3 separate regions of the Homo sapiens genome follow, and regions 2 and 3 are each linked to region 1. The links are chromatin contacts, found by Hi-C or POLR2A ChIA-PET in ENCODE. All regions are on one chromosome and are shown on one strand. The core of a region is the stretch at or near the end of the contact, and the rest is flanking DNA. Distances in the headings are between cores, read along the strand shown. Region 1 holds the start of SUCLA2-AS1 (SUCLA2 antisense RNA 1). Region 2 has its middle 29 kb from the start of LINC00562. Region 3 holds the start of MED4-AS1 (MED4 antisense RNA 1).

What was found. A loop is a pair of places that touch in the nucleus more often than their neighbours do. ChIA-PET counts read pairs that join two places held with the same protein, here RNA polymerase II (POLR2A). Pooled maps may share reads with other maps.
Region 2: a loop to region 1 is called in a map of endothelial cell of umbilical vein, with 2.2 times the contacts of the local background. The contact joins the enhancer-like site here to the promoter of SUCLA2-AS1 in region 1. A Hi-C loop is called at or near these places in 1 of 168 maps with a recorded cell type or tissue (endothelial cell of umbilical vein) and 5 of 50 pooled maps. POLR2A ChIA-PET finds 5 or more read pairs at or near these places in 4 of 52 experiments (BJ, MCF 10A, WTC11 and 1 more).
Region 3: a pooled map shows a loop between it and region 1 (3-fold over the local background). The contact joins the promoter of MED4-AS1 here to the promoter of SUCLA2-AS1 in region 1. A Hi-C loop is called at or near these places in 6 of 50 pooled maps. POLR2A ChIA-PET finds 5 or more read pairs at or near these places in 3 of 52 experiments (CD4-positive, alpha-beta T cell, H1 and MCF 10A).

The regions. Positions count from the first base shown.
Region 1 is chr13:47,999,343-48,003,885 of GRCh38, reverse strand. SUCLA2-AS1 (SUCLA2 antisense RNA 1) reads right to left here and starts at 2,481. Exons shown (of 2, transcript NR_189308.1): 1 at 2,064-2,481; 2 at 1,195-1,451. SUCLA2 (succinate-CoA ligase ADP-forming subunit beta) reads left to right here and starts at 2,613. Exons shown (of 11, transcript NM_003850.3): 1 at 2,613-2,706. The coding sequence starts at 2,617. RefSeq lists enhancers at 1-401, 1,073-2,272, 2,649-2,838, 2,859-2,908, 2,929-2,978 and a silencer at 2,419-2,528.
Region 2 is chr13:47,901,710-47,906,252 of GRCh38, reverse strand. No RefSeq gene overlaps it. Among named protein-coding and RNA genes, the nearest start is that of LINC00562, 29 kb to the left of the region's middle. Within about 2 kb of position 2,017, at least 4 of the 41 ENCODE cell types and tissues checked have a DNase peak (open chromatin) inside an H3K27ac peak, as active enhancers do.
Region 3 is chr13:48,075,338-48,079,880 of GRCh38, reverse strand. It overlaps MED4-AS1 (MED4 antisense RNA 1), which reads right to left and starts at 2,744. Exons shown (of 3, transcript NR_046511.1): 1 at 2,530-2,744; 2 at 2,328-2,439; 3 at 1-104. MED4 (mediator complex subunit 4) reads left to right here. Exons shown (of 7, transcript NM_014166.4): 6 at 1-37; 7 at 2,570-4,157. The coding sequence ends at 2,742.

The DNA.
Region 1 (4,543 bases), core at 1,232-3,731:
GGAATTTGTAAGATGCTTTTTTTGTTTTTTTTTTTTTTGAGATGGAGTTTCACTCCTGTTGCCCAGGCTGGAGTGCAATGGCACGATCTCGGCTCACTGCAACCTCTGCCTCCCTGGTTCAAATGATTCTCCTGCCTCAGCCTCCTGAATAGCTGGAATTACAGGCACATGCCACCACACCCAGCTAATTGTGTATTTTTAGTAGAGACGGGGTTTCTCTGTGTTGGTCAGGCTAGTCTCAAACTTCTGACCTCAGATGATCTGTCTGCCTCGGCCTCGCAAAGTGCTGGGATTACAGGCGTGAGCTACCATGCCTGGCCTGTTTTTTTTTTTTTTTTGTAATGGGGGTCTCATTATGTCACTCAGGCTGGAGTGCAGGGGCACGATCACGGTTCACTGCAGCCTGGACCTCCTGGGCTCAAGTGATTTCCCCCCCATCTCAGTCTCTGGAGTAGCTGGGACCACAGGTGTACACCACCATGACTGGCTAATTTTAAAATTATTTATAGAAATGAAGTCTTGCTATGTGGCCCAACCAGTTTGGTCTCAAACTCCTGGGTTCAAGCAATCCTCCCACCTCGGCCTCCCAAAGTGTTTGGATTACAGGCATGAACCATTGTGCCCAGCTACTTTTTTTGTTTTGATCGAAATTATCATGTGATTTTTCTAACTTAATATAGTGCATTACACATATTTTCAAATATTAAAACAAACTTACATCTCTGGAATATATCCCACTTGGTCATATTGTACAATTCTTTTTATATATTTCTGAATTATATTTGCTAATATTTTGCTATGGATTTTTCCATCAATATTCATGAGAAGTGTTGGTATTTTTTTCTTTTTGTACGGTCTTTTGCTGGCTTTGGTAGTGGGGTGATTCTAACTTCATACAGTACATTGGCAACTGTTCCTTCCTCTTCTATCTTCTGGAAGAGGCTGTATGGAATTGGTGTTAATTCTTGTGTAAACATTTTATAGAATTCATCAGTGAAAGCTTTTGGGCCTGGAGATCTCAGGTTTTTTTTTTTTTTAGTTTAAAAATTACAATTACAATTTTCTCTAGTTAGAGGACTATTTAAATTACCTTTTCATATTAGGTTATTTGTAGTAATTTGTGCCTTCTGAAGAATTCGCTCATCTTGTCAAAGTTGTCAAATTTATGTTATGTGGTGTTATTTATGGCATTCCTTTTTGGTGTCTGAAGGTTCTGTAATTATATTCCCTGGTATGTTCCTCACATTGGTAATTTGTGTCTTCTCTTTTTCTTTTTTCTTTGCAGTCTTGCTGGAGGTTTGTTAAATTTATTTATCTTTTCAAAAACCAGATCCTTGGCTGGGTGTGGTTGCCCACACCTGTCATCCCAGCACTTTGGGAGACTGAGGCAGGAGGATCGCTTGAACCCACGAGTTGGAGACCAGCCTGGGCAACATAGAGAGATTCTGTCCCTAAAAAAATAAAATAAAAAAATCAACCAAGCCTGGTGACACACATCTGTGGTCCCAAACTACTCCAGAGGCTGAGGTGGGAGGATCCCTTGAGCATGGGAGGTTGAGGCTGCAGTGAGCTGTGATCGCGTCACTGCACTCCAGCCTGGGTGACAGACCAAGACCCTGTCAATCAGTCAATCAATCAATCAATAGCTTCCCTGGAGACTCCAGCCTGCCACCAGCTTTGGTAACTAGTGGCCGACTGTCAGGCCTCTGAGCCCAAGCCTGCACGTGTACATCCAGATGGCCTGAAGCAAGTGAAGAATCACAAAAGAAGGGAAATTGGCCGGTTCCTGCCTTAACTGATGACATTCCACCATTGTGATTTGTTCCTGCCCCACCTTAACTGAGTGATTAACCTTGTGAAATTCCTTCTCCTGGCTCAGAACCTCCCCCACTGAGCACCTTGTGACCCCCGCCCCTGCCCGTAAGAGAAAAACCCCCTTTGTAATTTTCCGCTACCCATCCAAATCCTATAAAACAGCCCCACCCCTATCTCCCTTTGCTGACTCTCTTTTCGGACTCAGCCCGCCTGCACCCAGTTAAAATAAACAGCCTTATTGCTCACACCCTGTTTGGCGGTGTCTTCACACGGATGCGCGTGACACCGATCTCTTTGAGCATCAGAAGCGCATGACACCGACCATCTTCTCTTTGAGCATCACAAGCGCGTTACACCGACCATCTTCTCTTTGAGCATCACAAATGGTTTTATTCATTGCTGTAGGCCAAGGGCTCAAGGCTGTTTAGCACGAAGTAGACACTGGGTAATCATTTCTTGAATGAAACACATTTTACAGATGAGGCAACTGAGGCTGAGAGAAGTTAAGATCACCCAAGTGGCGGCGCTGGTCACCTTTACATTGCAATTCACTAGGAAGTGTTCAGGTTGCTCTGACCGCAGGGCAGATATTGGGGCTGCGGTGCCCAGTTCCAAAGGTCAAAGCTTGCTCCGCGCCCGCCAGGGAGCTGGTCTAGCGGCTGCAGTGTTAACCCGAGGCCCCGCCCCCAACGGGTGGCGCGAGGCGGGGCGTAGGTGAGCGCTGCAGAGAGGCTGCGCCTTGGGCCGCCTGTCGCCTGTGCGCCTGCGCGCGGCGCCGAGGGGACGGGGTCCGACTCAGAAATGGCGGCCTCCATGTTCTACGGCAGGCTAGTGGCCGTGGCCACCCTTCGGAACCACCGGCCTCGGACGGCCCAGCGGGCTGCTGCTCAGGTAATGCCTTCCAGTCCGCTGTCGTCTCGAGGGTCGGCAGGAGAAAGGGTGAGGTGTGAGGGGTCCCGTGGCCCGGCTCGGGGTCACTTCGCCGGCAGTGACATTTTCTGGGTGCCCTGCAAGGCCCTCGGGCGACTTGCCTGGGAGTGCTGCTCGCCAGGACTACGAGCGAGCCCATGTTTGCGCGGCTCTGACCCAGCCCTTAGTCCGCGAGGATCCCCGGCGGCCCGGCCGTGGCTGCTCCTGCAGTTTCTAAGAGATGGGCGGGAGCAGGTGGGCTCTGAGTGGAGGTGAGGGGGTCAGGACATTTTCTGCTGCCATTCCGGCGTCTGGCACGGTGGGCTGAGACTTGCGCCGCCCCTTTTTGGGCAGGGGGGAATGCCCTTCAAAAGTACTTTTGTGTTTCTTGGGAGCTGTCATAGGTGGGAATGTCAGAGGACCAGCGGTGCTTACTGACTTGCCTTTTGTGGGGCAAGGTAGGGAAGTTTCCCCTCTCCTCCAAGTAGTTGTATACTGTTCTACTTGTTAATAGCAGTAATAAGATTATGTTTTCTACCTAACCAGTTGGAGAGGTAAGAAAATAATCTTTTGTATAGCCTTATTTCTGGATAGGCTATAGCATAATAGTTACTGGCCTTGTTTTGAATATTTGATGTGTGCCAGGTAATGTGCTAAGCGCTTTACGTGTAGTTTCTCAGGTTTTTCAGCAACTGTGAGGAAGTCATTCAACACCTGCATCATTGTTGAACATATTATGGTTAAGAGAACAAGTAATTTGGACTAGGTCATATAGGAGGTAAGATCAAAGCTGAGATTTAATCCCAGAGGTGTCTGGTTCTAAAGCCGTGTACTTGAGTTGGCTCCACAACTTCGAAAACAAACATCTTCCTTCCAACTTTGACAACAAAAAACTGTGGAAGGGCATTATTGGTGTCCTAAGTCAATTCCAGAGTTTTGGGTTTTTTTCTGAAGTAACTCTTCATACATGTCATAGTATGAATTGATTTAGGGCCCTCCCGCCCCTACCTTTTTTTTTTTTTTTCATTTTTATTGAAGTTGTTCATACTTTCAGCCTAGGGGTAGTGAGTTCTGTGAGTTTGCTTCCCGATAGAAGTGACTTTTTGACCTTGAACTTCCTTCTTATGAATCTTAGAAGAGTGCTATTTAGTTTTTAGAAAATGGGGAATTTAGTGACAAATACGTTTTCATTCTAGTCAAAATCTTTATCTTTTTGGAAGTTCATTTAAAAGCCTTCATTTCTCCTTATGGAAATTTCCAATATTATTTTCTTTATAACAGTTGCTGTCTTCTACCCTGGTATTAAGAAATGCAGCTCTAGAGTTTGGAAGGACCTTAGTCCAACCCTTTGCTTTTGTAGATGAGGACATAGAAGTACGGAGTCTTAAGAAACTCGTTCAAGGTCACACATTTAATTTAGCAATTTGTTTTCCACATTTTTTTTTTTTTTTCCTTGAGACGGAGTCTTGCTCTGTCGCCCAGGCTGGAGTGCAGTGGCGCGATCTTGGCTCACTGCAAGCTCCGCCTCCCGGGTTCATGCCATTCTCCTGCCTCAGCCTCCCTAGTAGCTGGGACTGCAGGCGCCTGCCACCACGTCCGGCTAATTTTTTGTATTTTTAGTAAAGACGGGGTTTCACCGTGTTAGCCAGGACGGTCTCGATCTCCTGACCTCGTGATCCTCCCGCCTCGGCCTCCTAAAGTGCTGGGATTACAAGCTTGAGCCACCGCACCCGGCCTGTTTTAAACATTTGTTTAAGTTCTCTGACCCTCCTCCAATTTCTTGGTATCTTTAGCCTAGTGTACCTTCGTTGAAAATAGA
Region 2 (4,543 bases), core at 768-3,267, 97 kb after region 1:
GTAACTTAAGAGAATTCAACTGAAGTTACATGAACCAGGAGCTACTCTCTGGATAGAAGAAACTATTTGTTTGTGAGGGGTGTGGGTGTGGTGTCTTCCAGTTCTCTTCTGGAACATTTTCACAGCACACTAGGTTATCATCATTGGAAAGTCCACACTATTTGACCAGGTAACAGCAGTCATTTTGTACTTGGTTTTAGCTGAAAGACTGAGAAGTGATACAATAATCATTCTAATTTTCATGCTGCACACTTGTGTTTTGTCAGTTACCTGTCTTTGAAGAGTAGTTTTTGTACTTTTACCTACAGTTTCACCAGTTATAGCTGAGATATATTCAAGAACTAGAAGGAAGGAATGAGAATGTTTTAATTTTTTTTTTTTTGGGGGGGGGTCAGGGTGTCACTTTTCCACCCAGGCTGGAGTGCAGTCGCATGGTCATAGTTCACTGTAACCTCGATCTCTTGAGCTCATGATCCTCCCACCTCAGTCTCCCGAGTAGATGGGAGTGCAAGCATGCCCCACTGTGCCTAGCTTTTTTTTTTTTGTAAAGATGAGGTCTCACTATTTTGCCCAAGCTGGTCTCTAACTCCTGGCCTCACATGATCCTCCTGCCTTGGCCTCCCAAATTGCTGGGATTACAGGCATGAGCCATGGCACCTGGCCTGAATTAAAATATATTGTGTGTGTGTGTATGTATGTAGGTATGTATGTGTGCATATATATATATATATATATATATCAGACCAGCTCCCAGGAACATGCTTCTCATTATAAGTCTTTTGCAGGTTATGTCAACCGCATTGTCCAAAGATTAATTATAAAACCAGTCTCTCTAACTGCATCTTTCTTTGAAGCCCATCTTCTGGGTGAGCAGGTGGTTGAGCTGTCCCTCGCCTTTGAATCAGGAAGTTAGCATCAAAAATGGTATGTTGCTTTTCCTTCCTTTTATTTTATTCAGTCTTGGCATGGTGTGTCACCTAATTAACAAAACAAATGTAATTTTATGTGACTTTACCTCTTTTCATGGCTCATTATTTTCCTCCAATGTAAGAAATTGATGTTCACATCATTTCTTATCCTCCCTCCATCTAAAAGGAAATGTCCAATTTGGAAGACATTTTCTTTAGTCTTCTATGAAAGCCCTCTCATGACCTTTCTGCTTGCAAACAAAAGAATCATTTCCTGATCAGCACCAGCAGTCAGCTCCTTTACAATGGAACCCATTTAAGGTCAGTGCTGGCCTATAATAGAACTACTTAAATAAGTGTAACTTCAAAGAAAAATGGAAATAATGTGTAATATTGAGATGTGATAACATCTTAGAGAAAATAGTTCGTTTTTCTGCTATTTTTAAAGTAGTAGCCAATGGTGTGAAGCGGTTTCTAAAGAAAGCTCACACCACATCCCACCACCAGAAAGCTCCTCCACAACGTGGGCTGGATCCAATTCAGTTCCCAATATGGCGTTTCAGGAGAGATTGTCATGGATTAGAGGAAGGTATTCAAGATGATAAAGGGCCTAGAAAAAATATCTTGTTGGGAGTGTTTAAAAAAAAAAACTTTAGACAAATTAAATTGAACAGATTTTAACTGAGTGAAGAACGATTTGTAAATTGAGTAGCTACCCCCCACCTCCCAACCCGAATAGGTTCGGAGTTACTCAGGCATTGCCAGGAGTTCAAAAGGATATACGCACAGATAAAGGAAAATGATGTACAGAAAATCGAAGTGAGGTACAGAAAACGGAAGTGAGGTACAGAAGACGGAAGTGAGGTACAGAAAACGGAAGTGAGGTACGGAAACTGCTGGGTTGCTTACAGCTCGCGTTTGCCTTCTTAGCACGGTTTGAGAGGTTGGCTGCCTGTGAGTGGTCAAAGTCTGGCTGCTGGGATTAGCTGAGACTTAGCTACTTGTTCCAAGAGCAGGTTCCGGTCTGTTTCCACATCCAGTCAGGTTTCAGTTCACTATGTACCCAGAAACCTTGAGGCTGAACTTAAAATATGCGAGGAAGCAGCTTTAGGTGAAACAACGTAGCAGGAGTATAGCAAAAGTTCAGTCTGATATAAAGGAGATAGGACAGACGGATGCCTGTGGCCATTGTCCATCTTTGAGAGGGTATTTAAAGGCTGGCTTGTTCTGTTTTGCTTCTGAGACATACTAAGTACCGATCGGTAGAAAGTGAAAGCAAATGATGGCAAGGACACCTCATAAATTAGTGAGTCACTCCCCATCATTTGAGAGTATTAAGCAAGAGGGTCAACGATTATTTGTAGGACTATTTTAGTCCTACAAATTTTAAAGGCATTTCCTGTGCTGGGTGGATTTTTATGATTCTTATATGAGCATGCTCCGTTTTTCATGATGCTAAAGAGGAAATACTTGCTTTGTTAATTTAAAATGGATTAATTTAAACAATTCTTGGCTGGGCGCAGTGGCTTACGCCTGTAATCCCAGGACTTTGGGAGGTCGAGGCGGGCGGATCACAAGGTCAGGAGATCGAGACCATCCTGGCTAACATGGTGAAACCCCCTCTCTACTAAAAATACAAAAAATTAGCCGGGCGTGGTGGCAGGCGCCTGTAGTCCCAGCTATTCAGGAGATTGAGGCAGGAGAATGGCGGGAACCTGGGAGGCGGAGCTTGCAGTGAGCAGAGATCATGCCACTGCACTCTAGCCTGGGTGACAGAGCGAGACTCTGTCTCAAAAAAAAAAAAAAAAAAAAAAAAAAAAATCCTTGAGTCTTTTCACATCATAAAATGTGCACTAAAATTTTAGGTTGCAGAGAAATTTTTAATCTACCTGAGAAACAGTTTTTCAATATAAAATGTTAAGTATATGTGAGTTGTTGCTTATAAATATTCACAAACAAAATGCTGCTCTACTCTGAATATTAGACACACATGCACTAATTTCCAGCAAGCACTGTAGATGGAGCAATTTCTATGGCCTTCTTCATTCAGCTTCAGAGAATGGGAATTATTACAGATCCTGTTGTAAGTGAGAAGTCCTGAGAATCCTAAGCCAAGATATATCAAATTGATAAACTTCAAGAGTTTGGCCCTTTCTCTTAACAAGACACTTTCTCACCATTTCAACATGCTGTGTTCAAAGTCAGTATCTGTTGTCTTTGTTTTCTGAAATACCATCTTGATATGGGTGACATGAAGCCAACTTATTCAAGGTGTTAAATCAGACCTAGAAAGAAGTGTCTGAGATAGTCTAGGATTTCCTAAAATAAAAAATTGTTCTCTTTACTCTATAAAAAGAGAAAAAGGAAAACTTCCACCTGTCTTTTTGACAACTAGAACTCTCCTCCCCATGTAGTCTGATAAGCTTTTCAGCCTCTTCAGAACTTTCTTATTTATAACTTATCGCTGATAAGTGTCCACACTTACTGCTTATCATTCAACAAATCCAAACATCCCAGGGACAAAGTTTACTGTTATCTGCTTCATAGGGAGGATTTAGTTTGGGTACCTGCAGTATGTTACAGTCTTGGCCTCTCACTTTTCTTGTGACAAACACTAAAGATAATTTATATCCATTTTTTTTAAAAACACGTTTTTGAAAGCATGTGATGCCCTGGTGAAATGCCATAAGTTGGCAGGCTTCATAGCATAAGAAAACCTCCTCTTCAGCAAAACAATTAATTATACTCAAAGCACCCTCAGTCCTCCCATGACTGTTTTGATGTTCAAAATAAGGTTAGGACTATTTAGCATTTAGGTGTGTCAGGCACTGTACTAGGTGCTGCACAGATTCTTTCTTGCTTAATCTTCTCAGTGACACCAAGAAGTAGGTGTTACTGTCCTTACTTTGCAGATGAGGGAACAAAGGCTTGGGAAAGTCAAGCAGCTTGCCCATGATCACACAACTGATAAATGATAGAGCTAGTCCCTGTTTCTCCAAGGCTGATGTTTTCCCCACTGTCAAAAGATTTGTTAAGGTAGGCCATGTGATGGATGCCCATAAGATTGTTGTCTGCCCTCCCTTTCCTGCTGGTTCCTTCTTCCCCAGTCCATTCCCACAATTGTGGTAGGAGTTGCCATGTTTCTACAGAACCTGGACTTCCTGCCACATTTGTCTGGTCTGGGGCATTTGATCCAACTGGGGCCAATCAGTCATTTCCCTGAGATTTTAGGCTGGGGAGTAAGAGCTGGAGATAGGCTTCTTGTTGGGTGCATGACTGAGAGTGTAGAAATCCTGGGAGCAGTGGTGGCCAGGTCCCACCACATAGATGGAGAAGCAGAGGAGGCTGGTTTGTAGTAACAGGGAAGAATAGAGCAGACATAGAGGGAGAGACAGATGGGGTGTTGCAGAGAGATGCCTCCAGGTTCTCTACAGGGCTCCAGCCATGGTTCCATTCCTGAGGCTGGCTGCATCCCTGTCTTTGAAGTTTGTGAGAAACGCTGGATCTTTCCAGTGAATTCCTCTGTTCAGTTAACCTGGTTCAAATTAGGTTTTCACTGTAACCAAGAGCCCTAACTATGAGTAACACAGGATTCATTGAAAAGACTCTGGGGGCAATTCACGAAAGGGAAATAA
Region 3 (4,543 bases), core at 1,495-3,994, 76 kb before region 1:
TTACCAGGAGATGCACTTGCAGCAGGAAGATTGCCAGGTAATGTTAAGCCGAAGAGTGTTTTCAAACAGATCAGGGTTTTCCAGAGATGACAAGGTTGGAATATCTGGCGGTAAAGCAAGTTTGAGATTCCCGACACAATTTTTTTTTTTTTGTAAATTTGAGACAGTCTTGTTATGTCACCCAGGCTGGAGCGTGTTGGCGAAATCTTGGCTCCCAGGTTCAAGTGATTCTTGTGCCTCAGCCTCCCGAGTAGCTGGGATTACAGGTGTGTGCCACCAGGCCTGGCTAATTTTTGTATTTTTAGTGGATATGGGGTTTCGCTCTGTTGGCCAGGCTGGTCTCGAACTCCTGACCCCAAGCAATCACCTGCCTCAGCCTCCCAAAGTACTGGAATTACAGGTGTGAGCCAGTGTGCCTGCCTCTCAGACCCAGTTCATTGTAATAGCTAGATTCTTTGCCGGTTTATTCTGCTCTAAAGATTCTCCTTGAGGGAGGTATGAAATTAGAACAAGCTGCCTTTCTCTTATTTGTAAATATTACACTGTCTTCCTCAGGCATTTGGCCTCTCTTTTTAAATTATTGCTCTAAACATAGCTTTTTTATAATTGTGAAACATGCTATGTAAATAGAGTAAGATAGTTTACGGAATAAAGTGAACACACTCCTGAACAACCCCCAAGTTAACAAAATGAATAACAATAGCTTTTTATAAACTTTTATAACTTTATAAAATAGTATTTCTGTGAGACCCAGTTCATTCTGAGCTTCAGTTTTCCTCAAGTTTTTCATAGGTTTGTGCTATTTTTATATATATTTGTTTTATATTATTCCTCATCTTTTATAGTTTGTAGGTGACTTTTGTTTTGATGTGGTAGAACATTTGGGAAGTAGAAAAAGGCATTTAAAAAAGGAAAAAAATATACCCTTTCTGAGGCAGTCACTTTAAATATTTTAGCCTGTTTCCTTTTTTCCCCTATACATTTTTTGCTTAATGTTACATCATAAGGCTGTCCCTGTGTCATTAATAATGCTTTGTATGCATCATTTTTGTTAGCTACCTAAAGTACAACCAGGGGAACTCAACTGTGATATCCTTGGATATCACCTCATATTTCTCATGTTTTAAAAGTACAGGAAAAACAGATATGGGGAGTCACTGCCACATTTTGGACCAAGGAAGGGACAGACCTAAAAACAGTCTTCCCCAGCTCCATCCCAAGGCCGATACTCTCATATCATGGTGCTGTCATTGGAGAGGGTGCAGTGTAATGTGGCCCACTCCATGGCAGAGAAGTTAGATGAGGCATCAGAGGCCAGAGCTGGCAAGCAGGAAATTACCCACTGGGGTTCCAGGGAGACTTGCTGGGAAGCTGCCCTTTGGGATTCTGGTGAAACCTGCTAGGAAACCACCTTTAGAGGCGCCACCGAAAGTTGCTGTGGTGAACACCACTTAATGTCCTGCACACCAACCAGGCATCACAGCAGTAAAGGAGACAAAACCACCTGATCCAGGAAGTGAAACTTGTTTGCTAGTGGAGTCCCACCTGTGCCCTCTACTGACAAAACTTAATTGTGGCAGCTGGCAAAGGAGAAATGGTTTCAGGGGCCAGAGAGAAGGGTAGATTTGAGGCTAACTGGCATACCTTTCTAGTTAATACCATAACTCTTTCTTTTGACCCTTTAAAAATCTGCCTTCTTTATTTGAGTCTTGAACTATACCTGTTTATGTGCTCTGTCCCTTTGCTTCAGAAATACAGACTTTAAATGTAACTTGGGCCCTTTTTTAAGGTATTTCATATGCATACATTGCTAATCAACCTCTCTTTGATGAGAGTCACTTACAATAGCAGTTCCTCTATCAAGAAATCATTCAAATCTATTATAATACTAAAGTACCTATTACTTGTTTATAATATGTAGAATAATCTACATAACCTAGTATACATAAGTATGTATTATATATGCATATAATAGATACATAGATACAGGAAAAATTTGTAATTACAAATGTCTTACAAAAGAAAAATTATGTCAACTGACTAAATAGTTTCTTACAGAGTAGTATGATTTTTTTAAAAAAGTCCCCAGTTGCTAAAATATCAACTTTTCCTTGATAAATTTGATTTTTATTAATTTGGCTAAATGTGTATTTTTTTCCTAGTCTTAAAAAAATTGGCACAATAGCTTATGCCTGTAATCCCAACACTTTGGGAGGCTGAGGTAGCAGGATAGCTTGAGCCCAGGAGTTGGAGACCAGCCTGGTTAACATAGTGAGACCTCATCTCTACAAAAACTTTAAAAAGTACTCAAGCATGGTGGCACATACCTGTAACCCAGTTACTCAGGAGGCTGAGGCAGGAGGATTGCTTGAGCCTAGGTCAGGGCTTCAGTGATGTATTCGTGCCACTGCACTCAAGCCTGGGTGACAGAATGAGACCCTGTGTCAAAAAAAGAAGAGAAAAAAGTAAAATTAAAAAAAATACTTCAAATTGTTGCATAAAGGGAAAAGTAAGAACTAGATTAATTACAGATAGAGCTGTTCTTATCTATGCTTCTTTTTTTCTCCAGATGTCCTTGCTCCACAGTATCCATGGCAGTCAAATGACATGTCGATGAATATGTTACCACCAAATCATAGTAGTGACTTTTTGTTGGAACCTCCTGGGCATAATAAAGAAAATGAAGATGATGTAGAGATTATGTCAACGGACTCCTCAAGCAGTAGTAGTGAGTCTGATTGAAAAACCTTAAAAGACAATATACAGAATTGAATACTGTAGAATTCTGTTTCTTTAACAGTAGCAGGGAAATGTAAACTACAGGTGACAAAAAATACCCAGGTAAACACTGGCTTTGGTAGAATTGTGCAGTCATTAAAAGTCAAAATTTTTTGACTTTCTTTTTAAAGCCAAAGACCATAGTTTTAGTTTTAAGCCACTAGGTAGATATTTAGGGGAATAGTCAAAATTTACTGTTGAAAAAGCAGTTGCTATGTGCTTTCTTACCCTGTTCTGTTCCAGTTTTGCTGGATTTGTACATAGCCATTCTAGAAATAGAGTTGAGGGAAATTATCCATATACATATCACTAATAGGCTTCTTGGAATTATTTAGAAAAGCATTTTTAAACTGGCAGTGGATGACTGAATAGGCATCATATTTCTTTTTGTGTGTCATTTAAAAGTAACAAAAACTGCCATTTGACAGTAAAGGCTCTTGGCTTCTGTTGGAGGCATGGGAAATTGTCTCAATTTGTACAGTTTGTAATTGTAATTTTTGTAAATAAATTTGTTTGTACATTGTATGCTTTTTTTTTAGTTTAAATATACTGTCAGTGTAGGTAGGAAATTATTTCTGTAAATCCAGTTGCATTTTATAATACTTGAGTGACTAACTGAATTGAAACCTATTACAATTAATAGGGTTCTCAAAGGCCTATTCCTATTAGAAGAAATAATTTTTTTTAATAATTGAAAAAATTTACCACAGCCTTGTCTGATTTTAAGAATAGATTGTGTGAAGATTTAGAATGGAAAGCAACCATTTCTTCCCTTCACCTTCCTCTTCTTACAGTTCCCCAGGAGTCATTTTTAACCACTTTTAATTTCTGTTGGTAACCTCTGTGTTTAGGTAATATGCTTATACAACTATTTCTTGATGTATCAGTTTTAGACAATGTATCTTCTGATTTCAAAGGTAATACAACATTTAATGTGAAACATTTAGTGAATACAGTAAAGGAGAAAATAAAATTGTTAGCATTCTACCCAGAGATAATATCAATTCATATTGTAGTGTAGATTTTTTTAAAGTTCACATACACTTTTTTGTAAAATGAGAATAATGTTTATTTCCTGAGATACTGCTGTATTTTTTAATTGCTAATCTGTATTCTTCAAATGAACTGAGAATTCCATTTTTCCATCATTTTTTCCTTTTGATTATTTTCGATCTCTAGAAAAATTGGAAAATAGGAGATTAATCTTATATTTTCACCATCTAGAATTAAGGACATACAATGTTTGAATGTCTTTCCCTCCAGGGTTATTTTTAGGAATGGACTAACACAATATCTAATTTTAACCTTGCCTTGTCCGTATACTAGGAATATTGATCCATGTGTATACATTCTTGAAAGATTTACTTTAATGGCTAAAATTTTATTGTGGTATGTGCCATAATGTAACTGCCTGTTTTTATCACCAAATCTTTAGGGTAGATTCAAAAGGATTGTGTTTTTCAAATTCTTTAATACTGTATTAGTTTTCAGTTGCTGCCGTAACAAATTACCACAAACTTGGCTCAAAACAACACAAATTTATCTTAGTTTTGTACATCACAAATGTGAAGTGGGTCTCACCTAAAATCAAGGTGTGAGCAGGGCTGCATTCCTTCCTGGAGGCCATAGGGGAGAATCTGTCCCCTGTGTCTTCCAGGTTTTAGAGGCCGCCCTTGGTCCTGCTCCAGGCCCCTGGTTGGTGAGTGTTTCTCATTCTGCATTACTGTGATGCTCTTCTGCCTACCTGTCCCATATTTAAAGGATC